2 separate regions of the Homo sapiens genome follow, and region 1 is linked to region 2. Evidence: read pairs that join two places in POLR2A ChIA-PET (ENCODE). Cell type or tissue: PC-9. All regions are shown on one strand. Each heading gives the region's core, and the rest is flanking DNA. Links, peaks and the distances in the headings are about the cores only.

Region 1 (15,358 bases), core at 6,584-11,583, 110 kb before region 2:
CACATAGCTTGCATTCTCTAATCTATATGATTGCCCGATGAGGACTTAGACTATCAGGATGGAAAAGACATAGAAGACAAGGAATAGATAGGCTTTGTGGGCCATCATGAACCTAGAAGCCTGTATAAACATTTGAGCCTTTAAAGTTTAAGAGATCATTTAATGAGAATAGGAAATCAACCATATGTACTATTTAACCTACACGTTCTAAATTGCTACTGAGGAAAATATCAGTAGAATAAGTGAGGAAAATTGTGATACATTTTTGGTAAAATACCAAAAAGCAACATAAGGTTTTTAGAATGGTTTATTAAATAATACTGTTATTATCATCTCCTTTTGGAAAAAGAAGAAATGATTGTCTGAGGCTGTTGAAAACATTCAGAGTTTGAGTGTCCTGTGTAGCAGAAAGGAAGGTAAAACTGTGATTTATCAGCAGATGCCACTTTTTGGTTTTAAGGTTTTATAGTAGGTAGAATAATGACACCCCCACCCCCACAAAGACATCCATGTTCTAATCCCCAGGACCTGTGACTATGTTACCTTATGTAGTAAAAGGGGCTTTGCAGATGTGATTAATGTAAAGGTTTTAAAATAGAGATATTATTCTGAATAATCTGAGTGGGCCTGATATGGTTTGTATTTGTGTCCCCACCCAAATCTCATGTCAAATTGTAATCCCCAATGTTGGAAGAGGGGCCTGGTGGGAGGTGATTGGATCACGATGGCAGATTTCCTCTTTGCTGTTCTCATAATAGTGAGTTCTCACGAGATCTGGTTGTTTAAAAGTGTGTAGCACCTCCTCCTTCACTCTCTTCCTCCTGCTCCAGCCATGAACGACATGTCTTCTTCCTCCTTGCTTTCTGCCATGATTGTAAGTTTCCTGAGGCCTCCCCAGCCATGCTTCCTGTACAGCCTGTAGAACTGTGAGCCAATTAAACCTCTTTTCCTTATAAATTACACAATCTCAGGTATTTCTTTATAGTAGTGTGAGAATGAAGTAATACAGGGCCCAATGTAATAACAAGGGTCATTAAAAGATGAAAGAGGGAAGCTGAAGAGAGAGGAGATTTGACTACAAAGACAGAGGTCAGAGTGATGTCATTATTGAAGGAGGCCATGAGCCAAGGAAGGGAGAGAAACAGCCCCTAGAAGTTGAAAAAGGCAAGGAACAGATTCTCCCCTAGAGCCTCCAGAAGGAACACAGCCCTGCCTTGACTTTAGCCCCATAAGACCCATTTCTACACTTCTGATCCCCAAAACTATAAGATAATGCATGTCTGTTGTTTCAAGCCACAAAGTTTGTGGTAATTTATTATAGCAACAATAGGAAATAAATATGAGTTTCAAACTTTTATTTGCTTAAGCAAGGTAAAACAACTGAATCAATAGGAAGTGAGAGGGGTAGTAGGTCCTGCCCATTCTCCTCTCCTCTCAACTTCCCTCACCACTTTCTTTTTGGACACACAGTCTCATTCCATCACCCAGGTTGGAGTGCAATGGTGTAATCTCGGCTCACTGCAACCTCTGCCTCTCAGCTTCAAATGATTGTCATGCCTCAGCCTCCTGAGTAGTTGGGACTACAGGCGCCTGCCACTATGCCTGGCTAATTTTTGTATTTTTAGTAGAGATGGGGTTTCACCATGTTGGCCAGGTTGCCTCGAACTCCTGGCCTCAAGTGATCCACCCGCCTCAGCCACCCAAAGTGCTGTGATTACAGGCATGAGTCACCGCGCCCTGGCTGATATCACCACTTTCTAAGGAGTTTGTTTTAAATGGAAATATGCAAATCAAGGAACAAACCATGGGCCTTGGAGAAATGGCTGGTTCCAAAATTAGGACAGAAAATATACAAGATGAATCTGAAACATCTTCTAGTGCCAGAAATAAGGAAATGCTAAAAAGCAACATAAACATAACTAAACAAAACCAAAAACCACAATAACACAATGATGGGAATATGTTAAAGAGAAACAGGGACCAACTGAAAGAACTCTCAATGGCCAAAGCTGGAACAATTTGAGCAACAAAATAAACAAATTAGTATTGGATTATAACCCAATGAACAAAATAAATATCCATGAAATCCAGGGTGACTCTTTCCTTCCAAATTCTGAACAATGCGCCCACATGAAAAACTGCATTTCCCATTTCTCTTGCAGATAGGAACAGCCAATTGGATGAAAGCATAAGTCACTGAATGAAATAAATAAGTGATTGAAGAATAAGTAAATGAGGAGAAGAGTTGAATCTCCCATGCAAACGAATTCAAAATAATTTATGTAGCTACTCTGCCCTGAAGGAAGCAAGCATACCACCCCACTCCTTAGTGTGGGCTGTGCATAGCGACGCTTTCTTCCAAAGAGTACAGCTGGGACTACAGGCATGCACCACCAAGCCTGGCTGATTTTTAAAATTATATATTTTTTGGTACAGACAGGGTCTCACTTTGTTGCCCAGGCTGGTCTCGAGCTCCTGGGCTCAAGCAATCCTTCTGCGTTGGCCTCCCAAAGTGCTGGGATTACAGGCATCAGCCACCATGCCTGGCCCCAGGCTCTTTTACTGGGACATAGGACTTGGTACATAGACAGGTACTATCTCTTGGAAATGGCGGTATTCTGAAAGACTTCCTCCGTGTCTCATATGGCTTGTCAGCAGTCTCTGGAGATGTGATGTATATTATACAGACCTAGTCTGAGTCTTATCTCCTATAGGCCAGGACTCACTCTCCTATTCTTGTAGATAACTAAGGGGGTATCTGGAATCCAAGCTGTGCCATCAACAGAGTACAGATTATAGCTTATGAGCATAAACAACATCACAGATCAAGCAAGGCCAGAAGATAGCCAGTACCCTTTGGGCCACATTTGGAACTATCCAGAATGGCTACAACATATTTTTTTTTTCTTTTAGGAGAGATGGAGGGCTCTCTATGTTGCCCAGGCACATCTTGAATTCCTGGCCTCAAGCAATCCTTTCACCTCAGCCTCCTAACTAGCCAGGATTAACAATATAATACTTTATCCTAATGTTACCAGTTGTCTGTGAAGTTGTGCACAGCCTCTAAAGGTACCACAGAGAGCTTTACTATGCGTGTAGGTCTTAGGAATATATTTCTCTAGAGATATGATGACACCACCCACCCCCCCAAAAAAGCAACTGATGGGGAATGTTTAGATGTATCTTAAACCTAGGTTGAAAGGAACGTTTAGTGAACCCATGACTAAATTATTTTCCAACACTATCTCTCATTGCCCCTGTGCCCAGCCACCAAACACCTTCCTGGAAGACAAGTGCACACTTTGCGTCTGCACCTCTGGTTATCACCAGCTTGGGCTTGTTCCCTCTTGGTATTTGGCTCAGGGCAGCTGATTTGTCCTTGGTCCCTGGTGTCTATGAGTTTCTTGAACAGCCTACAGACACTTCCAATGAGACTATGGAATGATGGCATTTTAAAGCTGGCCTTAGAGGTTATCTAAAGCCCTTCATTTTGCAGATGGCTAGTGAGGTTTTAGAGGCCTTTCTATTTTTGTTGTTTTTTTTTGTTTTTGACATGGAGTTTCGCTCTTGTTGCTCAGGCTGGAGTGCAGTGGCACGATCCAGCTCACTGCAGCCTCCGCCTCCCAGGCTCAAGCAATTCTCCTGCCTCAGCCTCCCAAGTAGCTGGAATTACAGGTGCCTGCCACCATGCCCGCCTAATTTTTATATTTTAGTAGAGACGGGGTTTGTTGCGTTGGCCAGGCTGGTCTCGAACTCCTGGCCTCAGGTGATCTGCCCGCCTCGGCCTCCCAAAGTGCTGGGATTATAGGCATGGGCCACCATGACTGGCCAGTTTTAATGGCTTTTCTAATGTCACATGCTAGCTAGTTAGCAGTGCTAGGCAGGACAAGAACTTGGGTCTCCCAGTTCGATGGTTTCTTTCCTACTACCCATGTTGCCTCCTATATAGTCTGCCTAATCTATGCTATATACAGTGCACGCTCTTCTATTGAATATAACTAAATTATCTGATGTAGTCAAATAAAAACTGCACCTAGGAGCCTTCAGTTGGCTTCAAGATAAAAAAAAATAAAATATGTAGGCTTCAGCAAGACATGACAAAATAAATACAAGATACTGATTGTATGTTGTCACCTTCCCAGGCAAGAAAGGACAGGGCCAATGACTATTAATTTTTCCAAGTAAGGGGTATGGCTCATCTGACTTTTGCTTTTCACCAGGGGTTTAGTTTGTAGGTCCAGGACTGACTTAGTTGGCCAATCAGTGTGAAGGTCAATTATTCAAAATAGTTGTATTCACATTGCTGAGATTATCATATATGAAGATGTAGTTTGATGATGGGGTGGTGCTATGGTTTGACTGTTTCTGTCCCCCCAGAATTCACATGCTAACACCTAACACCAATGTGATGGAATTAGGAAGTGGGGACTTGAGAGGTGATCAGGTCATGAAGGCAGAGCCCTCACGATTGGGATTAGTGCCCTTATAAAGGAGACCCCAGACAGCTGTGTTGCCGCTTCTGCCATGTGAGGACACAGCAAGAAGTTACCATCTATGAACCAGAAAATAGGCCCTCATCAGACATCTAATATGCCATCGCCTTGATCTTGAACTTCCCAGTCTCCAGAACTATGAGCAATACGTTTTTGTCATTTGTAGGCCAATAAGTTTATGGTATATTATTATAGCAGGCCTAATAAAGACAGGTGAGGTGGGCTTGTGCCCCTAGCTGCTCTCACAATGTTATGTTTATGGTAGTGGCATTCTTCTGATACAATGGCAAACAGAAGAGATGTACTTGTTCCTAACCTTTCAGAGGAAACAGCCAGAGTTATGCTGCTGCTAGCCTGCAGGGAAGCTTTGTCTGAAATTTTTTTTTTTTTGAGACGGAGTCCCGTTCTGTCACCCAGGCTGGAGTGCAGTTGCGCGATCTCGGCTCACTGCAAGCTCTGCCTCCCAGGTTCACGCCATTCTCCTGCCTCAGCCTCCCAAGTAGCTGGGACTACAGGCAGCCGCCACCACGCCCAACTAATTTTTTTTTTTTTTTGTATTTTTATTAGAGACAGGGTTTCACCGTGTTAGCCAGGATGGTCTCAATCTCCTGACCTCGTGATCCACCCGCCTTGGCTCCCAAAGTGCTGGGATTACAGGCGTCACCTCCTGGCTAGGCGCAGTGGCTCACGCCTGCAATCCCAGCACTTTGGGAGGCCGAGGCAGGTGGATCACTTGAGGTCAGGAGTTCAAGACCAGCCTGGCCAACATTGCATATCCCCATCTCTACTAAAAATACAAAAAAATTAGCCAGGCATGGTGGCACATGCCTGTAGTCCCAACTACTTAGGAGGCTGAGGCAGAAGAATTGCTCGAACCCAGGAGGTGGAGGTTGCAGTGAGCTGAGATCACACCACTGCATTCCAGCCTGGGTGACAGTGAGACTCTCAAAAAAATAAAATAAAATAAAATAAAATAAAATAAAATAAAATAAAATAAAATGTCACTTCCTTACGACCTATGGAATAAACTTTTTAGCATGACATAAGAGGCCCTATGGGACCTTCAGCTTTCCACTCTAGTAATATCCAATTACTTGAAATTCCCTGAACATGCTTTTCTGTGTCTTATCTCCATGACTATTTATGGTAAATCTTTCTCACATTTCTTTGCTTGCTAGAATCAGCTCAAGTAATATGTTCTCCCTGATGCATGGTGGCTTGGTACCCTTAAGCAAATAAAAAAAGTATGTCTTCTACCTGGAGAACACAAAAAGGTAGATGTACAGCTTAGTAAGCTGGATTTCATGCTAGACTTCAGTTCCCATGTTTGCTTTCATGGGATGCCCTTATGCACTGAACGACCTATATAACTGTTCCTAATTACACAACTGCATGAACTAGTCCCTGCCAGAGTATCTGAGATGCCCATGGGCACTTTTCCAAATAGACCACTGAGAGGAGGTCCGGGAAAAAAAGCACAAGCAGTGGCCTGAGCAGCAAAGTGGCCAACAGTGGTCCAGCTAAGTGGTTTTAGTGGCAGCCTAAGGGAACCACAAAGCAGGTGTTCACACTAAAAGCAAGCAGTGGTCAGTGCAGAACATCAAGAGTAGAAACAAGCAGAAGTATGAAATGAAGCCTGGGCTGTTTGGTGCGAACATGTGAGATATTTACTGGAGAGTCTCAGCATTAGAAAGGAGAGTGTGACCCACATGAATTCTGAGTCTCACGAGGCTACTAGTTATACCACCCCACTTCCCCGCCACAGGGCCCAGCCAATCGTACCCTGTACTCTTGGCCACAATGACTAGTCCAGGGCTAGAATGTGACTTGAGTCAGGCCAATCAAAGTTCTTCCTGGGAATTTTTTCATTTGGAGATAGAAGAAAAGTTATCCAGCCTTCCAGATAAAGAACATTTAGAATGTGAATGAGGGCTATCTTCCCTGCCTTGTGGAGGAAGGTAATTCCCATAGAAAAGAATGGGATCAATGAAGAATAAGAAGGTTGGGATTGAAAAAAATGAGAAAGGCCAATTTGGAAAATGCATTTTAGTCTCTGGATCTACTTGTGACTGAAGTCCATTCCTAGCCTTCCAAGGACCGTGAGTCAGTACACTCCCTTGCCGCTTATGCTAAATTGGATTTCTGTCATTTGTAAATGAATAACTTCTAACTAATACAGGCAGGGAAACTTGGAAGGGTTCTCGGTACTTGAGCTGCCCAGGTGGGACCTATCTGTGACTCTTCCATGACCTTTTGGAATTGAGAATTTTCAGTTCATGACAAATTACCAATTCATTTTCAGCTCATCAAGAACACTAGAGTTCCCTGCCTCTTACTTCCCTGGATATTACTGAGTTCTTTTGACAATCTGACTAAATTGCTGACTTTTTAAGGTTAAATCTCCTTGTTCTGATCCACAGCTTTGACACACAGAAGGGCAGATTATGTGGCTGCCCAAATCATCCATCTGACCTGGGAATTGTACCTTGCTGAACAATTACCAAAGTTATACCAAAAAGATAGAAAATAATGCATAAGATCTTCCTAGTAAGCCCTTTTATAAAATAAAGAACATCTACCATATGAATAACCTTCTCAATACCCTGGTTTGCATGCTCACATATTCATATTTTAAGCATGTATGTAGATATGTATATGTATGTGTGTGTGTGTGTGTGTGTGTGTGTGTATATATATATATATATATATATATATATATATATATATATATTCATCCAAAGAAAGTCTGTACAAGTTGCTTTTTGTGTCAGTGATATGCCACAAAGCTGTTAATCCATTCTCATCATGGACCAGTTAGTTTAAAATAGAAGGTACCAATAATACTTATCAATCTTAAAATGGAAAACATTCACAAGTCAGGCAGAATAGAGTCTTCGCAGTGACAAGTGGAAAATGGCCAGAGCCCACTAGGAGCAGAACTGGGAGGAAATGATCTACCTAAACGATCATTTGTCAGTGTCCAAAGACAATAAACCAGAATTGAATTCCCCCAGGTCTCACCATCAGGAAAATCCATAGCAGGTGAAGCCTAGCAGCAAGAGCTTCCAAGATCAAAGGCAGTAAATGGCAGTCATGCCCTTTAGCAGCTAGCCCCTAGGGGTAACCAAAACAAACTTTAGGCTCCTCAAAGGAGGAAATTCACAAGGACTAGAAAGAGGATTGGGATCCTAGACCAGCAGCAGCCTCAGGCTAGTGCTTCCAAACCAGTGAGAACAAGAATGTCTACTAATACAGCCTGGCTATTACAGATGTAAGCTACAACCCAGTGAGCATGCAAGGGCTCAGGCAATGGCACAACATCTTTCACCCACTGGTAGGCAAAAGGAATTCAGCTCAAATTAGGAACTAAAGGTACAAATACGACTAAGACATAGCATACTTGCTCTCAAGGTGCTTACAATCTAGATGGTGACAGAGCCGAAAGGAGATGATTTCAAACTTTTGCAGTCAGTGGGGGAATTTGACAAGTGCCAGAGGAGATGAATGCATAGTGTGCTATGAGAAGACAAAGAAGAGTCAGTTGCCCCAGACTGAGTTTTAGGAACACTTGGAGATGATGTTATTTGAGCTGATTCTAGCAGGCAAAGAAAGGTGAGAAAAATTTACCATAAACAGTCATGGAAGGGAAACACAGCAAAGCAAGTTCAGGGCATGTCAAGTAATTGGATATTACTAGAGTGGAAAGCTGAAGGTCCCATAGGGTCTCTTATGCCATGCTAAGAAGTTTATTCCACAGGCCATGGGGAAGTACGGTGGAAACTGCTCATCATCCCTATCATCATTTCTCCTCTTCCTTTTTGTAATGGAAGCCGTTCTCTCTTCCACTACATTTAGCTGAGCATATGTCTATCCAGTTAGGGAATATATTATCCAGCCTTCCCTGCAGTAGATGTGACCATGTGACCAAGTTCTAGCCAATGAGATGTGAATGGAAGTTAAGAGTACAACTTTGATGTTATGTCATTAAAAGCAAGCTACTTGCTCTCCACCTTCTCTTTCCCTTCTTTCTCCTTCCAGAGGTCTAGACACAGATGTGGCCAAGTGAGCCAGGCTCAACCATGCAAACAATGAGCACATCCTGGAGTAGGTGGCACACTGAGATGAAAGAAACCTGGGTTCCAAGATGAACAACTGGAGCGGAGCTATCTGTATAGTCAGACATCCACCTTACTGGACTATTAAGTGAGAAAGAAATAAACTTCTTATTGAGTCACTGTCTTTTGGGGGGTCTATGTTATAGCAGCATAGCCTGTATCCTAACACGGAAGGGAAGGAAACAGTGTTGAGGCTCCTAATCTAATTCCTGACTTGGTCAGAAATGACTAAGAGACTAGGAAAGGCTGAGACAACAAATGTCTATCCTTAATGATTATAGCTAAGTGAAGCTAAGGCTGGCAGATAACAGGATAAGCAACTATGCAGCCTTGTCTTGGGAGGGATAGGAAAAGTCCCTTGAAAACTATAAACCTCTACCTGGTTCTAGGAGCCAACTTCATCCAGAGCAGGATTGCAGCCAGCAACCACCTGAATGCCTTCTTTGCACTCCACCCTGCAAAACTATGTCCATTGCCACCTTCAAAAGCTGACTCCAACAAGCCTGCTAATAAGACTTCCTTGACTAACCCCACTTAGTCATTTTGTGTTAATTATGTCTGCAGAAAGGAAAAGGTATTTATGATCCTCCTCTGTTTTCTGAAGAGGATGGCTCTTCTAATTGGAAGAACTTCTGTGTTGCTGAACAGAGTCATTTGTCCAGGGTACACTTTTTGGAAGCATGAGCTGGGATAAAATGTTTTCCTCTGACTAATGAAGGGCTGAGGAATTTGAAAGAGGCTCTGGAGTGGGAGAGTTAAGAGCAGCAAAGCTGGAGGCTTGGAGGGTGGAGAAGAGTACAAAAAACACTCTAGTAGCAGAACCAGAGAGGGTACTCTGGAAAATAGTTTATAGAGGGATTACTAAATGAATTGTTGCAAGCTACATGATGCAAATTGTGTCTCTACTTCAGTAAATTCTGCCTGGTTCACTAAGGCCCTTGTTTGAGAGGACACAGGGGGTGTGAGCTTGAATAAGAGGATGAGGCTGATATCTGGATGACATATAACATCTGAAAAAAAAAAAAAACTAGAGCAAGGAAAGTCAGAGACAGTGCCAGAGATTAAACTTCTAGAATTTCACACACCCTCCCTTATTAATTCTATAATTTAAAAATTATATAGATTGCATTGCCATAATCTAAGAATTATCATTCACCCAATATGCAATCAGAGTGCACATTACTAAAATAATTGCTTGAGTTATTAAATGCTTACAATAATTCAGAAATGGAACCCTTTCTTCTAGCTGGGCTTGAGGTGGATTTTAGGGAAGGCAACATGGAACAAGTTGTGTTTAAGCTGGGTCTTGAAGTGTGGACAGGAATTGGTTACGCAAATACTTTTCAGAGGCAGGGAACAGCAAAGATGATGTGACCAAAGTCAATGTCACACTTTCTTCCAATAAATATGTATCAATATCCACCGTGTGCCACACACTGTGCTAGGTCACAGAGATATGAAGATTAATTTGGCCTCCCAGGCTTCTGTTAATATAGCCCCCAATTTTTCTACACATTCCATTACTGGTTTGCCACATCTATCAGGCCCTTCTTGGCACATTTCTGTGTGGTCAGTTTTTCCCTTGAATTCTATTGTGTGTGATGCTATTGGTTGATTAATTGAAATGGAGTTTCGCTCTTGTTGCCCAGGCTGGAATGCAGTGGCACGATCTCAGCTCACTGCAACCTCCACCTCCCGGGTTCAAGTGATTCTCCTGCCTCAGCTTCCCGAGTAGCTGGGATTACAGGCACGCACCACCACACTCAGCTAATTTTTTGTATTTTCAGTAGAGATGGGTTTTCATCATGTTGGCCAGGCTGGTCTTGAACTCCTGACCTCAGGTGATCCACCAGCCTCAGCCTCTCAAAGTGCAGGGATTACAGGCATGAGCCACTGCACCCAGCCATGTGATGCTTTTTTTTCTCTCCTTAATTATACCACTTTTCCGTTTATCCTAGAGCATTTTATGTAAGTTTTTAAATTTTTAATTTTTGTGGGTACATAGTAGGTGTATATATTTGTGGGGTACATGATATGTTTTGATACAGGCATGCAATGTGAAATAATCACATCATGGATTGATGCTTGAGGGGTATCCATCCCCTCAAGCATTTATCCTTTGTATTAGGAACAATCCAATTACTTTAGTGCATTTTAACCTGCTATTGACAACAGTTTCTCTAATTTATTGAGGTAGCTTGAATTTTGATCTTCTATATACTTGGCAGATCCATCTTCTTGGGGATATATGTAATGTTTATAAAGACACTCCTTCTACTGTCCAGTCCCATATCTCAATACCTTTCTATGCCAATATATAGTGAAGGTTGAAAGAAAGATAAGAAAGCCCCAGAACCCCAGGTTACGAAAGCCTGCTATATCTGTATTGGCCACAGTTTTGTAAACTGAACTTGCAATGATGTTTCTTAAATGACAACCACAATTGCTACCAACAGAAACTGAGTGCCTATCACATGTAGAAACAGTATGCATGATGCATTGCCCCTGACCTTGACAGGCTTAATCTAGATGGGGAGGTAATTAGACAACGCACATATTCTGTTTGGTAGGAGAATTTTCCACTCATCTTCCCAATGGAATAAGAGACAACAAAATGTGGGAACAGAGGAATTATCTCCTCTCCCCTGTCCTCTTACGGCTATGATCACAAGGAAGAAGCAGATATTAACCTGATTGGTCAAAGCCCAGGCCAAAGGAAAATATTTTTTATTTTATTTTTTATTTTTATTTTTTGAGATGGAGTCTTGCTCTGTCACCAGGCTGGAGTCCAGTGGCACAATCTTGGCTCACTGCAACCTCTGCCTCCTGGGTTCAAGCAATTCTCCTGCCTCAGCCTCCGGAGTAACCGGGACTACAGGCGTGCGCCACCAGGTCCAGTTATTTTTTGTATTTTTAGTAGAGATGGGGTTTCAACATGTTGGCCAGGATTGTCTCAATCTCTTGACCTCGTTATCTGCCTGCCTCAGCCTCTCAAAGTATTGGGATTACAGATGTGAGCCACTGCACCCGGCCGATTTTTTTTTTTTTTTTTTTGAGATGGAGTCTCACTCTGTTGCCCACACTGGAGTGCACTGGCGCAATCTCGGCTCACTGCAAACTCCACCTCCTGGGTTCCAGCAATTCTCTCACCTCAGCCTCCCGAGTAGCTGGGACTACAGGTGCCCACCACCACGGCCGGCTAACTTTTGTATTTTTAGTAGAGATGGGATTTCTCCATGTTGGCCAGGCTGATCTCGAACTCCTGACCTCAGGTGATCCACCCACCTCAGCCTCCCAAAGTGGCTGGGATTACAGGCATGAGCCACTGCGTCCAGCCTAGATGTATTTTTTATGTGCTCACACAACACTTTCGACACCAAATGTGTGGGTCTCTTCTACAACAAGCAATTCTCCAATTCTTTTCGTACACCAACTGGGTATCCTACAATTCAATTCAATTCAATTCTGACACTATCTACTGGTGCTAGCATCAGATGCTAAAAGTTAAGAGCTTGGTCCCATAAGACTGCCCTCACTTCAAATGCCAGTCACAAGTCTGGGCCTCCTGTGCTTCTGACTAACTAGTTATAAATTGGGGCTTCCTACGACCCCCTCCTTGGGTTCAATAGTTTGCTAGAATGGCCAGGTGTGGTGGCTTACACCTGCAATCCTAGTGCCTTGGGAGGCTGAGGTAGAAGGACTGCTTGAGGCCAGAGTTTGAGGCCAGCCAGGGTAATATGGCAAGACCTCATCTATACAAAAAAATTATTTAAAAAAATTAGCTGGGCTTGGTGGCACATGCCTATAATCCCGGCTACTTGGGAGGCTGAGGCAGGAGGATCGCTTGAGCCCAGGAGGTTGAGGCTGCAGTGAGCTGTGATTGTGCCACTGCACTCCAACCTTGGTAACAGAGCTAGACCCTGTCTATAATATAAATGTTTAAAAATTTTGCTAGAATGGCTCACAGAAGTCAGGGAAATACTTCACTTACGTTTTCTGGTTTATCATAAAGGATACCATTTAGGAAGAGCCTTGGAAGAGATGCATAGGCAAAGTGTGGGGCGAGGAACGTGGAACTTCCATGTCCTCTCCAGATGCACCACCGCCCAGCAACTTGATGTAGTCACCAACCCAGAAGCTCTTGGAACCCTGTCCTTTAGGGTTTTTTGTTTTTTTGGAGACGGAGTCTAGCTCTGTCGCCCAGGCTGGAGTACAGTGGCGTGATCTCGGCTCACTGCAACCTCTGCCTCCTGGGTTTAAGCAATTCTCCTGCCTCAGCCTCCCGAGTAGCTGGGACTACAGACGTACAGACGCACGCTGCCATGCCCAGCTGATTTTTTGTATTTTAGTAGAAACAAGGTTTCACCATGTTGCCCAGGCTGGTCTCAAACTCCTGAGCTCAGACAACCCGCCCACCTCGGCCTCCCAAAGTGCTAGGATTACAGGCATGAGCCATGGTGCCTGGCCTGTCCTTTAGGGTTTTTATGGAGGCTTCATTAAGTAGGAGTGATTGATTACATCATTGGCCATTGGTGACCAACTTAACCTTCAACCCCTTTCCTCTCTCTAGAGGCTGGGGTGGGTGAGTGGGTGGGGTTGAAAGTTCCAACTCTGTAATCAAACGGTTGGTTCCTCTGGTAATCAGCTCCTCATCTTTGGGAGATTTCCAAAAGTCACCTTACTAACATAAACTCAGGTGTGGTTGAAGGGGGCCTGTTAGGAACAACACAACTTTATCATTCTGGAGCTGTTTCAGGAGCCAGGGACTAAACCCAGTATTTCAGGAAAAGATGCTCCTATAGCTCCTATCACTTAGGAAATTACAAGGATTTTAGGAGATGTAGTCAGGAGCTGGGGACAGAGACCAAAATATATATCCCTTGTTATATCACAATATCAAACCAGGATATTTAGTCCACACTAGTGGTTGGGGCCACTTTGTGCTAAAGGATCATTCCCCATTTCCTTCTTTTCTTTCTTTCTTTTTTTTTTTTTTTTGAGACGAGTCTCCCTCTGTTGCCCACGCTGGAGTGCAATGGCGTGATCTTGGCTCACTGCAACCTCCGCCTCCTGGGTTCAAGCAATTCTCCTACCTCAGTCTCCCGAGTAGCTGGAACTATACAGGCGCCCACCACCACGCCCGGCTAATTTTTTTTTTTAGTACAGATGGGGGTTTCGCCATGTTGGCCAGGCTAGTCTCGAACTCCTAACCTCAGGTGATCCATCCGCCTCAGCCTCCCAAAGTGCTGGGATTACAGGCGTGAGCCACTGTGCCTAGCCCTCATTTCCTTCTGAGTAGGCCCAGACCAGTCTTCATTTAGCACACACTTGGATGAGTAAAGCTTTGCAGACCTGAGCATCTTCTCCTCTCTTTCTGTAGGCATGCCTAAGCATACTGGTCCCAAAACTTACAGCGCAGGGAGGGTGGGGCAGGGAATTAGGAAGCATCGCTTCAGCCTTAAACCTAAGCCATGCAATTCGATTCCATCTTTTTGCAGAGCTCTGCTTTAGATGTTGTTGGGTGCTAGCTCAGCTATGAATAAAATGATCCTTTGGTTTCTACTCCAGTTTTTCTTGGATATAGTTCCCTTGGGAACCCTAAGGAGAGGAGGGATGATTAGCAGAGCAGGATTTGGCTATTTCTGGTCTTCGATTGTAGCAGACTGTATAGTTGGTCACAATTGTTCACAAATTTTTGCTGCCTTTCCCAGGGAAGGATTATATTTCCTTTACTTCACTGACATCAGGTGTGGCCAGGTGAACTTGGTCTGGCCAAGAAAATGTGACCTGACCATGTGTAAGTGCCAGGCACAAGTATTAAGAGCCAGCATGTAGTTTATCATAATCACTTTCCTTCTTCCATGAGAGACCAACATATTCCAGATAAAGACTGCTCTGGGCTCGGTACAGTGGCTCACGCCTGTAATCCTAACACTTTGGGAGGCTGAGGCAGGCAGATCACTTGAGGCCAGGAGTTCAAGATGAGCTCGGGCAACACAGTGAGACCCCTATCTCTACAAAAAAAGAAAAACATTAGCTGGGTATGGTGGTGTGCATCTGTAGTCCTACCCTCTCAGGAGGCTGAGGTGGGAGGATTGCTTGAGCCCAGGAGTTTGAGGCTGCAGTGAGCTCTGATTATACCACTGCACTTCAGCATGGGCAACAGAGCAAGATCCTCTCTCTGAAAAAAAGAAATAGTAAAGACTGCTCTGTCAGCCTGGGTCCTGGCACAAAAACAACCTAGAGGATAGCCATACTGTCCTACTATGTATGAGTACATTTTCAGAAATAAGACTTCATTGTTGCAAGCCCTCTTGGGATCACTTGTCACCACAGCCTAACCTAGCTTATCTTGACTGATACATTTACCATATTGTCATCTATACGAAGCACCATTGTTTATCCTCCCAACATCTATTCTCCTTTTTTTTTGTTTTGTTTTGTTTTGTGATGGTGTCTTGCTCTGTGGCCCAGGCTGGAGTGCAGTGGTACAATCTCGGCTCACTGCAACCTCCACCTCCTGGGTTCAAGTGATTCTTGTGCCTCAGCCTCCCAAGTAGCTGGAATCACAGGCACGCGCCACCATGTCCGGCTAGTTTTTTTGTATTTTTAGTAGAGACAGGGTTTCTCCATGTTGGCCAGGCTGGTCTCGAACTCCTGGCCTAAAATGATCCGCCCACCTCAACCTCCCAAAGTGCTGGGATTACAGGCATGAGCCACTGCACCTGGCCATCTATTCTCCTTTCAATC
Region 2 (15,358 bases), core at 3,364-8,363:
AAGACACCTGTGATTTTGTTCATTGCCCTTCATTAAATTGACATATTAAAAACTAATGTTTGGCTATCACTGTATAGTTTGAAAAGCACCCACGTGTAGACCTTTTTTTTTTTCTAATGAAACATGGCAACAGTCTGTGTTGGTTTCCATTAAGACTCCATGTATAGGATGTTGCCCAGTGATGACTGGCTGAACATCTAAACAGGACTGCTCCAGGTAGCTTTCATTATCTTGGTAAAGTCATCCTTCTCTCAGGAGCTGACCTTCTAGGTGACTCTTTTTTTTGAAGGCTTGGAAACTAATGTCGGCATAGTATCAGTGGATCTGCTTCTCAAAGGTGGGCTTGTATTAACCAAAGTCATAGAGATGAGACACCTCCTTTTTAATTGACAATAAGAAATATAATTGCCAGAGGAACTAAACATGTATTTTTGGTGGCTGATGTATTCTCTTACAGGCACATTATGTGGGAAGCCAACTTTTAATTAGATGTTTACTTGGTGAACAAATGATTCTAACTTTTTATAGCATTGGCTGAGATAGCCAGGTTTCCACAATAGGGCTATCTATATCTACCCTCGTTTCTGGACCTCATATCCTAGGACCAGGCACCTAGTGCTTAGAGGAGTAGATAAAGCTATTTTTTTTTTGGCCCTATTGTTACTCTCTTGGATGTTTCCAATACTCATCAACATACTTTCTTTAAATGAACTAATGAATTATCTCAGGTTGCCTGGGAATCACTCTGCTATGTTTTCACATCTCAGCTTCACACAGGTAACATTTTTAAATTTAATTCTTAAAGGACAATCCAATCTCCAAATTCTAAAGAAGAATGCAGCTCCTTTAGAATGAAAAGCAGTATAGCATCATAGAGTGTGAACTTTAACATTAGGCAGATGGGGGTGAAAAGTTGCCTTTAGCATTATCTTTCTGTTTAACTCTGGGCAAGTTACTCAACTGCTTTGAGCTTGAAATTTCTGTCTGTAAGATAGAGATGTTAATAGCATCTTCAAAGGGATTTGTGAGATTTATACAGGTTAGTGTGTATAAATTACCCATGTACTTGGCACCTAGCAAGTGTTCAATAAATGATAGCTATTATCATTAGAAATGGATATTGTTCCTGCCATTTTAAAGAGGAAACGAAAGTTTGCCAGGAAGTGATAAAGTTGAACTGTGATTCCTATGTTCCTTCTATACTATTCATCTTTCTGTACATATTTTAAGGAGTTTTCCTATAGGCTTCCAAAGAATTCACCAAAATGCAATTCAGTTATTTCGGTAGTCTACTTCTAAGCACTTTGGCGTACTAAGAACTCAGTCTCTGGTTTCTACCCATCAGAGTATGAATTCTAGCTCCTCCCCTTATTCCCTATGTGACAAGGCAAGTCTCTTAGCCTCTCTAAGCCTGCTTCTTCACCTCCAAAGTGGGAGAATAATAGTCCCATGTGGTTGTGGAGACAATTAAATATTTGATGTACTTAATATAGTGCCTGGAGCATATTCGCTTTCTACCTGTTATTATGCACATAAAAGTAGCTTTTTGTGAAGCCGTTATATTAACTGCAAGCTTTTCAAAGAATACACAACAATTTTTAATGTAATCTCCTGTTAACATTTAATCATCTTAGCCATCAGTTTCAGCATAGCAGTATAAACCTAATTATTATGTAGATTTTTTTCTGTTCATGGATATCATGACCATATTTCCTAAACCACAGAGAGGGAAACTTGATTTAAAACCTGGTATGTTGATAGAAAAAAATATTAGAGATTGGGACTGTCCCAGAAATTTGTGGTTACATGTCATCATACCTATGGGAAACATAGTGTATGATAATGTAAGACAGCTGGAAGGGAGTTTAGAGCCAGATGCCAACACTTGAGGAAAGCTGAGTTTTCTGTTGATTTCTCAGATTATAGTCATGATAGAATGGTGATCTCTTAATTGCTCTTTCACTTCCCGGACCTTTAATATGGATTAAAATATGAGCCATGGACTAAAAGTAAGAAAATGTGTTTTTTTTAGGTGGAAAATTATGCAAACTGTATTTGTAACCTAACAGAGGGAAGAGAAGCATTTTTTCATGGTTATGATGAAAAGGAAAATGAACAGCTTAGACATGAGTTTAAAGAGCTCCAACTCAAACAGAGTTGTTTTTCCTTTTGTGGGCATGTCATTTTAAAACTTCTTCCCTAATTCTAGAAATTAACATATGACATTATAGAAAATTTGAGAAATGTATGCTCTTATAAAGAAGGGAAAAATTATATCTTCTACCCCAAGAAAAGTATAATACTTCTAATGTTTTAAGTGTATTTTCTGCCTGTCTTTTAAAAAAGTATGTATTCTGAAATAGTCTGAAATGTGTATGAGAGTGCAGGGTATTTTCTTTCAGTGTCTATTACAGCACTTACCACACTATATTATAATCAGTATCAGCTCCTCTGGAGTAGAGATCATGTCCTAGTTTTAGTGATTTGTGTCTCTCACAGTACCTGGCTTGTAAAGTACCCAGTTTAGGGGAGGCAAAACTTTACCTCTTCCTCTTTAGGTTTTTTTTTTCCCAGCTGAGCCTGAGAATTAAGTTGATATAAAACAGATTAACAGGAGAAAAGCATACACATTTATTTAAATTGGAAATAAATGGAGATGAAGACCCAAAGAAGCACTTAGAATCAATCTCTCATATACTGAATTGGACAGACAATAGTAAGCTGTGAAATGCAACTAAATATATGGAAAGGCTGAAAAGATAAGAGTTACTTTAACAAGGTCTGTAAAGAATTCTCTTGGCCTCAACTTCCCATCCTTAATCAGAAGAGTGTTGTTTTCCTTCTAGCAAAGGGAGGGCATCTTTGAACATGGGAATTTCATCTCCTGCTTTTAAGAAATGGAAGATCAGAATGATCTTGCACCTGCTGTTTTTCAAGTGTGTTTAACTCAAAATAGTCAATATACCAGAGTAGTGTATTTTTAACTCCTTCACTAGCATATTAAGGACTTAGAAAATATTAAGTACTTCAAAGCTGCAAAGGAAAATACAGATAGAACCCTTTTAGAATATTCTATATTTGTGTAGGTACACACTTAGGTGCTATTAGGCCAGCACTTTGGGAGACTGAGGTGGGCGGATCACCTGAGGTGGGGAGTTCGAGACCAGCTTGACCAACATGGAGAAACCCTGTCTCTACTAAAAATACAAAATTAGCCGGATGTGGTGGTTCATGCCTGTAATCTCAGCTACTTGGGAGACTGAGGCAGGAGAATTGCTTGAACCTGGGAGGCAGAGGTTGTGGTGAGCGGAGATTGTGCCGTTGCACTCCAGCCTGGGCAAAAGGAGTGAAACTCCTTCTCAAAAAAAAAAAAAAGATAAAAAAATTAGGTGCTGTTATTATACTTATTATTATATATGGTCAGTGATTATATTTACCACACATTTATTATTTTCTGTACTCAGCATTTTTCCTTGCATCTCAGATATTCCATTCGGGATCATTTTCCTTTTTTCCTTTTAGAAATTTCTTTTACAAGAGTTCGTTGATGGAAGTTTTTTTTTTTGTTTTTTTTTTTTGCCTAGGTGTAGAGAAAATTGAGTTAATTATAGGACATATTACTGTACTGTACCCTCATTTTTTCCTTTCTTGCTTTCTACTGGGTAGACTGAATTTTCTTCTCATGATTTAAAGTTAATATTCTATTTTTGTTTGTATAATGGTTGCATTTTAAGAGTTTTCTTTAATTCTGGCTTTTTTTTTTCCCCCCTCTACAAAGCTTCTGGAAAATTTCTTCCGGCATTTCTGGTAATTCTCAGTAGGAAGGTTGTTCAAGGGCTCTAATCTGCCACACTGCAAGAAACAGAAGATATTGTATGTCCTACTGCCAACATGTGTTTTTCTTTGTTTTGTTTTTTTGAGATGGAGTCTCACTCTTTCACCCAGGCTGGAGTGCAGTGGTGTGATCTCGGCTCACTGCAACCTCTGCCTCCCGGCTTCAAGGGATTCTCCTGCCTCAGCCTCCCTAGTAGCTGGGACTACAGATGCACGCCACCATGCCTGGCTAATTTTTGTATTTTTAGTAAAGACGGGGTTTCACCATTTTGGCCAGGATGATCTTGATCTCTTGACCTTGTGATCCACTCGCCTCAGCCTCCCAAAGTGCTGGGATTACAGGCCACGTGTTTTTGCAATATAAATTAGCTCATGATGATTGATAAATAGGAGAATGATGTCATTATAATGCAAAAGTTCATATACAGTTTTCCCTAGCATGTTAATGATTTGGACTGCCAGTAAGCCTCAGTTTGTAAATCAATCCTATGCATCCCACATTCTTCAAATTAGACTTGATCTGGACTTGCAATAAATCTGTAAACTGTGAAGGAAAGAGATAAGCCAGTGGTTGTAGTTCAGTGTGGATAGTCCTATGCTAAGGGAAGGCACAGAATACTAGGAAAATTCAGGGGAGGTGATGAGAAAGACAGGATGGGTAGGGTGACCAGAAAAGGCTTCCAAAGGAGATTGCATTGAGTTGTGTTTTGAAAGGTGCTAGCTAGATTAAGAAGCTGGGAAAGGCATTCCTGGCAAAGGGAACAGAGTTGATAATACATAGTGGTTCACGTGAGTGAATGCTAAGAAGAAATGTGGCTGGAGATATTTTCAGGAACCACGTCATGGTGAAACCGTATGCTAAACTAAGGCATTTGGATTTGACACCTGGACTATGCTTGATGTTCCTGGACTATGCTAAAAGCATACAAATATTTTTGAACATATGAATTATTGACTTTGTTATAAAATATCTGGAGAATCACTAAATAATTTTAAGAGGGCAGCTAACATGATCTGATTCATGTTTTAGAAAAATTACTCTAGCAACAGTAGAGGGATGGATTACATAGGGACCAGATTGGAAGTGGGAAACTTAGGGGTAGTTTTGCAGTAATAATCAAAGAATGAGAACGAAAACAAGGCTCAGAGTGTAAATGGTGAGGGAAGATGAACTGATTTATTAATGAAAAGGAATCTATCAAACAAATTGAGAATGGTGGGTGAAATCTTGGATGACTCTAATACCAACTACTCAATCACTTTTGGATCATAGTTTTCCAATAATGGCCAGAAAGAATTAACACAGATTCTCTGGCCGTGCACGGTGGCTCACGCCTGTAATCCCAGCACTTTGTGAGGCCAAGGCAGGTAGATTGCTAGAGCCTAGGAATTTGAGACCAGCCAGGACAAAGGGGCGAAACCCCATCTCTACAAAAAATACAAAAATTAGCCAGGCATGGTGGCATGCACTTGTAGTCTCAGTTACTCGGGAGGCAGAGGTGGGAGGATCACCTGAGCCTGGGAGGTCGAGGCTGTGGTGAGCCTTGATTGCATCACTGCACTCCAGCCTGGGGAACGGAGTGAGATCCTGTCTCAAACAACAGAATAAAACAAAACAAAAACCAAACTGCGCCCCCCCAAGATACCCATTTTATGATAAAATATAGCCTGTAACATTTGTGTTGCATTCCTAATTTGGTTAAAGCTAATATTTTGTTTTAGCTAATGTTGTAAAGAGCCTGAGCATAAAATAATCAGCAAAGTCACTTTTTTTATTTGTAGAAACTGACAAACTGATTCTAAAGTTGATGTGGACATGCAAGGTCCTAGACTAGTAAAAAAACTGAAAAAGAACAAAGTTGGAGCACTAACACTTCCTGATTTCAAGACTTAACCATAAAGCTGTAGCAATCAAGAAAATATATTCTTGGGCTGGACGCGATGTTTCGCACCTGTAATCTCAGCACTTTGGGAGGCCGAGTTGGGCGGATCACCGGAGGTCAAGAGTTCAAGACTAGCCTGGCCAACATGGTGAAACCCCATCTCTACTAAAAGTACAAAAATTAGCCGGGCGTGGTTGTGGGTGCCTGTAATCCTAGCTATTCAGGAGGCTGAGTCAGGAGAATCGCTTGAACATGGGAGGTGGAGGTTGCAGTGAGCCAAGGTTGCACCATTGCATTCCAGCCTGGGCGAAAGAGTGAGACTCCATCTCAAAAAAAGAAAATGCATTCTTGGCATTCAGATAGATCTATAGATCAATGGAACTCTCAATAGAGAGTCCAGAAATAAGCCCACAAGTACACCATCAACAGATTTTCAACAAAGGTGACAAGGTAATTCAATGAGAAAAGGATAACCTTTTCAACAAATGATGCTGGAACAATTAGATATAGACATATGCTTAAAAAAAAAAAAAAAAGCCTCCCAAATCCTGATCGAAGTTCTGTTCCCCACTGGTGAGGAATGCCTGCTCTAAATACCACAAGATGGCCAAATACATGACACCTGACACTGGAGAGAGATGAGATTGATAGCAGCTTATTAGTCAGATACACTCAGCCCATGGGAAGAGGATAGATATGCTATGCTATGCAGGGCCACAAGGGGTTACTCTCAAGAATAGAATGAACTCATAGGGAGTATGGGAGGCAGGCTTTGTAGTAACAAGAAGATGAGGTGCCTCCTGGTTCCCATGGGAAGATGTGATTGGCTTGTCTGGAAAATTCCGTGGGCTGGCAGGGAAGTGAAACTCATTAGTTTAAGGACTGTGTGGAGTACAGCTGCTCCGGCTGATAGAGGAACTGGCCAGATGGGGACTCTTTCTCTCTGGATGGGGGACATCTCTGGTGCGAGCCGAGTAACTGATGGCTAGGCTTTTTTGGGGCTTCTGTGAGACTGAAAGATGTCAAGGCAATATATGAAATTTTAGACCTTGCAATAAATTTATCTCACACCATATATAAAAATTAACTCAAATTGTTTGATAGATATGATCTGTAATTATGAAATATCTATTCATTTTCTAATGTATATAGGTAAATTTTTATAATTTTCCCCACAAAGATCTTGCACATTTTTGTTAGATTTATTCCTAGGTGCTTCATATTTTTAGATGCTATTAATAATAAATGCTATCTTTTTAAAAAAATTAATTTTCTACTAATTTGTTACTGGTATTTTAAATTATAATTATTTTTATATATTGACCTTATATCTAGCAATCTTGCTAAAATTTATCATTCATTTTTATACTTTAGTTGAAGATTTAAACATTTTCTCTTTCTTTTTCTTGTCCAGGTTGGAGTGCTGGAGTGCAGTAGCATGATCTCCGTTCACTGCAGCCTCAACCTCCTGGGCTCAAGTAATCCTCCTGTCTTGTCCTCCCAAAATGCTGGAATTACAGGTGAGCCACCACACCCAGGCAAAATGACATTTTTGTTCATGAAGACTGATTTATGTACGTTTCATTTATATATTGAATTTTGTTAAGAAGAAATTGGAACAAATCCACCAGTCTCTACAAAGAGAACATCAAGAACCTGTGTAACAGTCTAAAAAAACTGAGTGAGGTAAAAAAGAAATTATAATCCTTTACTTAATAATTGTGGCTAATTACAAATCAGCTTTCACCTTAGAAGTATTTTGTTTGAATGTATGATAATGTATAGATTCATGGCCAGATGTGGTGGCTCATGCCTATAATCCCAGCACTTTGGGAGACCAAAACTGGAGGATGACCTGAGGCCAGGAGTTCAAGACCAGCCTGGGTAACATAGTGAGACTCAGTTTCTATGAAAAATAAAAAAAAATTAGCTGGGTGTGGTGTAGTTCCAGTTACAGGGGAGGCTGAGGTGGGAGGATTGCTTGAGCCCAGGAGTTGGAGTCTGCAGTGAGCTATGGTTGCGCCACTGCACTCTAGCCTGGGTGACAAAGCATGACCTCATCTCTTAAAAAAAAAAAAAGAGTCATGCTGTAAGAATTATCAAATTATGCATAAAAGTATTTTGAACACATCACAAAAATTTGAGGAGGAAAAAATCACTCATTTGACATGATAGCTGATTTTTTATTGAATGTATCAAAATTTAAACAATCTATGTTATGTCCTTTTAAAAATCACCATGGGACTAGGCCAGGTGCAGTGGCTCATACCTGTAATCCCAGCACTTTGGGAGGCCAAGGCAGACAGATCGCCTGAGGTCAGGAGTTCAAGACCTGCCTGGCCAACATGGTGAAACCCTGTCTCTACTAAAAAATACAAAAATTAGCCAGGCATCGTGGTGCACACCTGTAATCCCAGCTACTAGGGAGACTGAGGCAGGAGAATCACTTGAATCTGGGAGGCGTAGGTTGCAGTGAGCCGAGATTATGTCATTGCACTCCAGCCTGGGCGACAGAGCAAAACCCTGTCTCAAAAAAAAAAAAAAAAAAAAAAATCACCTTGGGACTATACATATTTTTTATTTACAAATATGTTTGTAGTTCCCCTTTTAAGGAGTTCTTTAGAATATATAGCACATTATTTTAAATATATTCAGTTCTGCTCATGGAATTTAATGTTTTTGATCTAGGGAAATGTTATTAAAAGGTAAGTCTGGTGAATAAAGTGTACACTGTGAATTTAAGTATGGGAGGTAACCCAAGATTAAACTGTACATCACAGTATTATTTTCAATAGCAAAAATCAGAAGCTATCCAAATTTTTAAGTGAGTACAGAAATAATGTTATAGCCATGCTGGAACACAGTACAGCCTTTAAAAATTATCATTACAAGCTGGGTGCGGTGGCTTATGCCTGTAATCCCAGCACTTTGGAAGGCCCAGGTGGGTGGATCACGAGGTCAGGAGTTCGAGACCAGCTTGGCCAACATGGTGACATCCCATCTCTACTAAAGATACAAAAAATGAGCCAGTCGTGGTGGTGCGTGCCTAAAATCCCAGCTACTTGGGAGTCTGAGGCAGGAGAATCGCTTGAACCTGGGAGGCGGAGGTTGCAGTTGTGCCATTAGAGACTGTGCCATTGCCCTCTAGCCTGGGGGACCAGGTGAGACTCCATCTCAAAAAAAAAAAAAAAATCATTACATTAGAAAATCTGTACAGCAATTTACAGAGAAGTGTTCCTGTATAATGTTAAATTTAAAAAGCCAGACAGAAACTTGTACATGTGTTGGTATTATGACTATGTAAAAATGTATATAAATAAAAAATACTGCAAAGAAATAGAACAATACACTCATATCTCTTGGATGTTAGGTTGAACCACATGAAACCAAATATTTATAAGTAAAAGCAATCAAATATCACCAGTTTTATTTGGTTCAACCTAAGAAAGGAAATACACAGACACACACACATACACACACACACTCACACACACAAAGAAATACACATAGATATTGTTTGCTAATTTATTGGCTTTTAAACATTAATAGAAAATAGCAAAATGTCATGAGAGTACATTTGCTCTTTGTTTTATTACTAATAGAAGTTTTATTTCAGTATCATAATGAAGACCTGGAAAAAGACAAAACATCACAAAACTGCCTAGGAAGAGGAATGGAACAAGTAGCAAAGAAGTTAGGGGTGGCTCATGAAGAGATTCAAAGGCTCACTGATGAACTACAAGTGAAGGAGAAGGAACAATGTAAATTAGGTAAGCTGTGGTTTCAGATGACCATTTCCGATCATGCTTTAACTGTACTGATCTCATCTCAGGGTGGAACATGAGAAAAAAAAAAAACACTGAGAAACAAGTCTTTAAGATAAACACATAAAAGTGATGAACAGCCTCATTTTCTACCATGCTAGGAATTTTTGTCAAAGCCCAAGCATATCTACCAAAAGTGCACAACTTGTAAGTGTATACCACTCACCACAAGAAATTCCCAGCCTCTCAGAAGTCCCCTGTGTTCCTTCTTTCTATCTCTACATCCTTCCTCCTCCTTCAGAGTAACTACTGTCCTGACTGAATGCAGTTTCTGCGTTTGACTATATGCAGTATGCCTTCTATGGTTTGCTTCTCCTGCTCAGTCTTATAAGATTCATTCATTTTGTTACACGTAGCAGTTGTTTGTTCACTCTGCTGTTTATAGTATTTCATTAATAAACATACTGCAATTTATCCATTCTACTGATGGACGATTGTGTTGTCAGTTTTTGTCTATTATGAATATTGCTGCTATAAACATTTTGGTATATGTCTCAGTGTGCTTATTACACATTTCTGATTGTGGTAAGAGCAGAATTACTGAATCAAAGGGCAGGTTCTACTTTGGTCTTCCAAGGTAATTATACTAATTTAAGCTTTCCTCAGTTGTATGTGAGATTTTAGTTCCTCCACCTTGGTTTTCAATACTTGGTACTGTCAGTCTTACCAACTTCACCTTTTATGTTGAGTGTATAGTGGTATTTAAGTGTGGCTTTAACTGGTATTCCCTGACTGCTAATTAAGTTGAAGATCTTTTCATATGTTTGTTGTTGTTGTTACTCGTTTGGATATACAACTTTGTGAAGTTCCTGCTCGAGTCTGTTGTATATTTTTCTATTTTATTTATTTGTGGGAGTTCTTTATATATTGTGGATATGAGCCTTTTGTTGGTTATAAATGTTATGTTGTTGTTATTGTTTTTTTACCATAAATGCTAATATTCATCAAGTTGGGTTTAAGTGAATTATTCTTTATGCTTTCTGAGTTTTCATGTTTAAAGCCTTTTCTTCACTACAAGGTTATTGAAAATATTTACCCCTGGTTTTGGGGGGGTACTTTTATTGTTTATATTTACATCTTTGCTTTATCTAGAATTTAGTATAAAAATTTTAAATTATAATTATCTCCTTTCTATATTTTTAATCCGTGACTGATTCTTTTACAAATGCAATGTATAGGTTACTTTAGAATCATAAACATTAAAAATGTTAAATGTATAAAACAATAATGATTATGCCTGTGTGATTAAAAACAAATAATAATAAAAAAAAGAATATCAGGATGTAAATTTTTTATAAGTACATTTTAAACAGTGGACACAAATAACTTTTCAGAATGATGGAAATGTTGCATATCCCATGTGGGTTGGTGGGTATACAATTGTACATATTTGTCAGAATTCTTCAAACTATACACTTAAAAGGGTGAATTTCACTGCATGCAATTTATTCCTCAGTAAACACTATCTAAAAAGAAAATAAATTTGGTCACATGAACACGATGAGAAGCAATATTTGCTGCTTGCCATACAAGAAGAAAAAAGGAAAGCAGGATATTCAGTACCCTTAGTAGTTACATTTGGACACAACAGAACACAATCACATAGCAACCTGTTCTATCAGCAGTTGCTCTGTAGGGTAAATCCCAGACGTATCAACTGAAAGCCATCTCCACAGTGAGTCTATTAGGACTGCTGGGAAGCTGAATTAGCAAGTCCTTTTGGAATGTTGTGTGCAGTATCAGTGTGTGCGCCATCTGTAACTTCCTGAGTCATCCACTTATAGCAGAATTTGTAGCTAGGCATGTGTTATATGACAGTGTTTCCCAAGTATTAGCTTGTTTCTTTCAACAAACTCTTTAAAATAAATCCCTTTAGTTCTCTTTAGTTTATTCTTTAGCTCTCTATCACATCATAAAATTTGGATGAAAATGAAAAATTTTTTCAGTGATAATTTTTTCAAGAATAAAAAAGAATTTATATAAAATATTTGTTCCTCAACAAATGAATATCAAGAAAAAAGATGAATTTTTAAAGATTTAAGAGACTTATTAACCAATTATGATGTGTGGCCTTTATTGAATCCTGATTCAAATTTTTAACATTAATAAAACAATTTGAAATTTGAACACTTGCTAGACATATGAGTTAAAGAATTATTGTTAAATTTTTGTTAAATTAATTTTTTGTTTAAAAAGAGTTCTTATTTTTTAGAGCTGTATAGTGAAATATTCATAAGTGAATGAAATGATGTCTAGGATTTGCTTCAAAATAATACAGGTCTCTACCTTACACCTACACAAAAATTAATTCAAAATGGATCATAGAGCTAAATGTAAGTTAAAACTGTAAAACTGTTAGAAGAAAACAAGGAAAACATCTTCATGATCTTGGGTTAAGCAGTGATACATTAAATATGACACCAAAAGCAAAAATGATGAGAAAAACTAATACATTGGACTAAATCAAAATTTAAAACCTTTACAGTTCAAAACATACCATCAGAAAGTGAAAAGACAACTCATAGACTAGAAGAAAATATTTGCAAATCATGTGTTTGATATGGATCTTACATCCAGAATATGTAACAAATTCTTACAATTTAATAATTAAAAGACAGCCCAATTTAAAAATGGGCAAAAGGGCTGGGCGTGGTGACATGCACCTGTAGTCCTAGCTACTTGGAAGGCTGAGGTGGAAGGATAGCTTGAGCCCAGAAGTTTGAGGCTGTAGTAGGCGATGATTGTTCCAGCCTGGGTGACAGAGCAAGACCCTGTCTCAAAGAAAAAAGATGGGCAAAGGATTTGAAAAGACATTTCCAGGAAGAAGATATGTGAATGACCAACAAGCACATGAAAAGATGCTCAGCACCTCCCATCATAAAAATTGATAAGTATGTGAGGTGATAGATGTGTTAATTAACTTGATTTAATCACCCCACAATATAAATATATAGCAAAACATTACATTGTACCCCATAAACATATACAATTATTATTTGTCGATTAAGAAGACGATGTTCGATACCATTAGTTATTAGGGAAGTGCAAAGCAAAACCACAATGAGCGTCTACTTCATACCCACTAGAATGGCCATGCTAAAAAAGACAGACAGTGACAACTGTTGGTAAGGATGTGGAAACATTGAAACCCTTATACATTGCTAGTAAGAAGGTAAAATAGTGAAGATACTTTGGAAAACATTTAACAGTTTCTCAAAATATTAAAGGCGACCCAGAAATTCTACTCCTAGCTACCTACCCAGGAGAAATGAAAACATGTATCAACACAGACTTGTATGTAAATGTTCATAACAATATTAGTTACAGTAGCCAAGAGTTAGAAACAACCCAACTGTCTGTCAGTTGGTGAACAGATAAACAAAATGCAGTATATCCATACTGTGCAGAAAGTAGCTAACAGCACACCCGACACTGCTATTCTTAAGAAAGGACTGCTTATAACAGTCACAAGCATCTGGCTGACATCTGGGAACCTGGATTTTGGGAGGGTTTCCACCATTCCTTAACCAATAGTGGCTCACTGTGCCTAAGCTGTTTATACAATGTGGTCCATGCAGAACACCTGCTTTCCTTTAAGAGTCTTGGTATATGCTAGGCAGAAAGTGTGTGTGTGACCAGCCCTCAACAAAACCTTAGGTGGTGAGTCTTTCATGAACTTCCCAGGTAGACATTTTACATGTATTGTCACAGTTCACTGCTGGAGACATATCCTTTGTGACTCCACTGGGAGCGGACTCTTGGAAGCTTGTTCCTGGTTTCTTCTGGCCTTTGCCCTATGCATCCTTTCCCTTTGCTGATTTTGCTTTATCCTTTTGCTGTAGGAAATCTTAGCTTTGAATATGAACATATGTTGAGACTTGTGAGTCCTCTTAGCACATCACCAAACCTGGGGGTGACCTTGGGAACTCCTGACACTCATATGATAGAATACTATCTGCCAGTAAAAAGGAAGGAAGTACTTACACCTGCTACATGGATGAATCTCAAAAACAAGCTAAGTAAAAGAAGTCAGATGCAAAAGATCATATATTGTGTGATTCCATTTAGATGAAATGTACATAAAAGGCAATCCTATAGAGATAGGAAGTAGATTGGCATAGCTGGGCACAGTAGCACATGCTTATGTCCCAACTACTTGCCACTTGGAAGGCTGAGGCAGAAGAATCACCTAGCCTATGAGTTTGAGTCCAACCTGAGCAACATAGTGATGCCCTGTCTCAAAAAAAAAAAAAAAAAAAAAAAGGAAAGTAGATTAGTGGTTGTCTAGGGCTAGGTATGAAAATTGGGATTGACTAAGTGCATATGATTTTCTTAATAGGGTGATGGAAATGTTCTAAAATTAGATTGCGATGGTTGCATACCTGTAGGTATACTAAAAACCATTGAATTGTCCACTTGAAATATGTAATTTTTAAGGTATGTAAACTGTACCTCAAAGCTGTTAAAAATATAAGAACTGGGGGAAATAAGTGTATTAGGTGAAAATCTAAGGTGGCCTCCAAGAGCCCCACCCCCTGGTATACACACATATTTTCCCAGTTATTCAACCAAATACAATCTAGATGCTGCTGTGAAGAGATTTTGTAAGCGTAGTTACGGTCCCAAACCAACTGACTTTAAAGAAGGGAGATTATCTTACTTGAGCCTGATCTAATCAGGTGAGCTCTTAAAAGAGTCAAGGCATTTCCTGGCAAAAGAGATTTGAAGTGCAAGAGGGATTTAACATGAGGGAGATTCTACATTAATGACTTTGAAGAACAAATAAATAATGACTTTGAAGATGGAGGAGACCAGGTAACAAAGAATGTGGGCAGCCTCCAAGAGCCAAGAGAGACCTCCAACTGACAGTCAGTGAGGAGATGGGGACCTCAGTCTTACACCCTCAAGGACTGATTTCAGCTAACAAGCTGAATCAGATTGGAAATGGATTCTTCTCCAGAGCCTTCAGAGAGAAACACAGCCTGGCCAACACCCTGATTTCACCCTTGTAAGACTTTGATCACAGAACCCCGGCACACCATGCCCGGACTCCTGACCTAGAGAAACGTGAACTAGTAGATGGATGCTGTTGTAAGCCACTAAGTTTGTGGCAATTTGTTATACGACATTAGAAAATTAATATAATATGTAAGGGTATAAGTGAAACAAGATTGACCATAAGTTGGTAATTGTTAAAAGCTGGGTGATGGATGTAGGTATTACCATAACTCTGCCCTAGCTACTTTTGTATATATTTGAAATCTTCCATAAGTAAAAAAGTTTTTTTTTTTAAATCGATGCTAACCAGACTTAGAAAGAGACTTAGAAATAGACTAAGAAAGTAAAACTCTTAATCTGGTAGAGAGATCTCAAGAAAAGTTACAACCAATACAGTTTTAGAAATATTACTGGTTTAGGAGGACTGTTGGAAAGCTAAAATTTTCTTTTTTTTCTTTCTTTTTTTAGAGACAGGGTTTCACTCTGTTGCCCAGATTGGAGTACAGTGGCACGATCATCACTTACTCACTGAGTTCCTGGGTTCAAGTGACCCTCCTGCCTCAGTCTCATGAGTAGCTAGGACTACAGGCGTGTAGTGCCACAGTTGGCTAAGTTTTAAATCTTTTGTAGAGAAGGTGGTTTTACTTGCCCAGGCTGATCTCAAACTCCTGGCCTCAAGCAATCCTCATGCCTCAGCCTCCCAAGTGTTGTATAGGTGTGAGCCACTGTGCCCAACCCCAGAAAGCTACAGTTTTCAAGTATCTTCACAAACATGGCAGAAACTAACCTGACCATAGAAGTTAATAAATTTGGTAGTCT

Evidence for each region. ChIA-PET counts read pairs that join two places held together with the same protein. Peaks named below come from ENCODE experiments on the same cell type or tissue, not always from the same donor. Only the 100,000 strongest peaks of a DNase experiment are listed, where the experiment ranks them.
Region 1: POLR2A ChIA-PET joins it to region 2 with 5 read pairs; 3 of 35 experiments call an interaction of 5 or more read pairs at or near these places.

Annotation. Positions count from the first base shown.
Region 1 is chr1:42,361,989-42,377,346 of GRCh38, forward strand. No RefSeq gene overlaps it. Among named protein-coding and RNA genes, the nearest start is that of RIMKLA, 11 kb to the right of the region's middle. In PC-9, for the core only: no CTCF peak of the experiment used is centred there; a DNase peak (open chromatin) is centred at 9,143.
Region 2 is chr1:42,473,330-42,488,687 of GRCh38, forward strand. It overlaps CCDC30 (coiled-coil domain containing 30), which reads left to right. Exons shown (of 21, transcript NM_001395517.1): 2 at 7,132-7,237; 3 at 9,334-9,487. The coding sequence starts at 7,223. It also overlaps a transcript of PPCS not described here. Among named protein-coding and RNA genes, the nearest start is that of CCDC30, 18 kb to the left of the region's middle. In PC-9, for the core only: CTCF peaks have their summits at 6,445 (motif pointing right) and 6,662; a DNase peak (open chromatin) is centred at 6,422.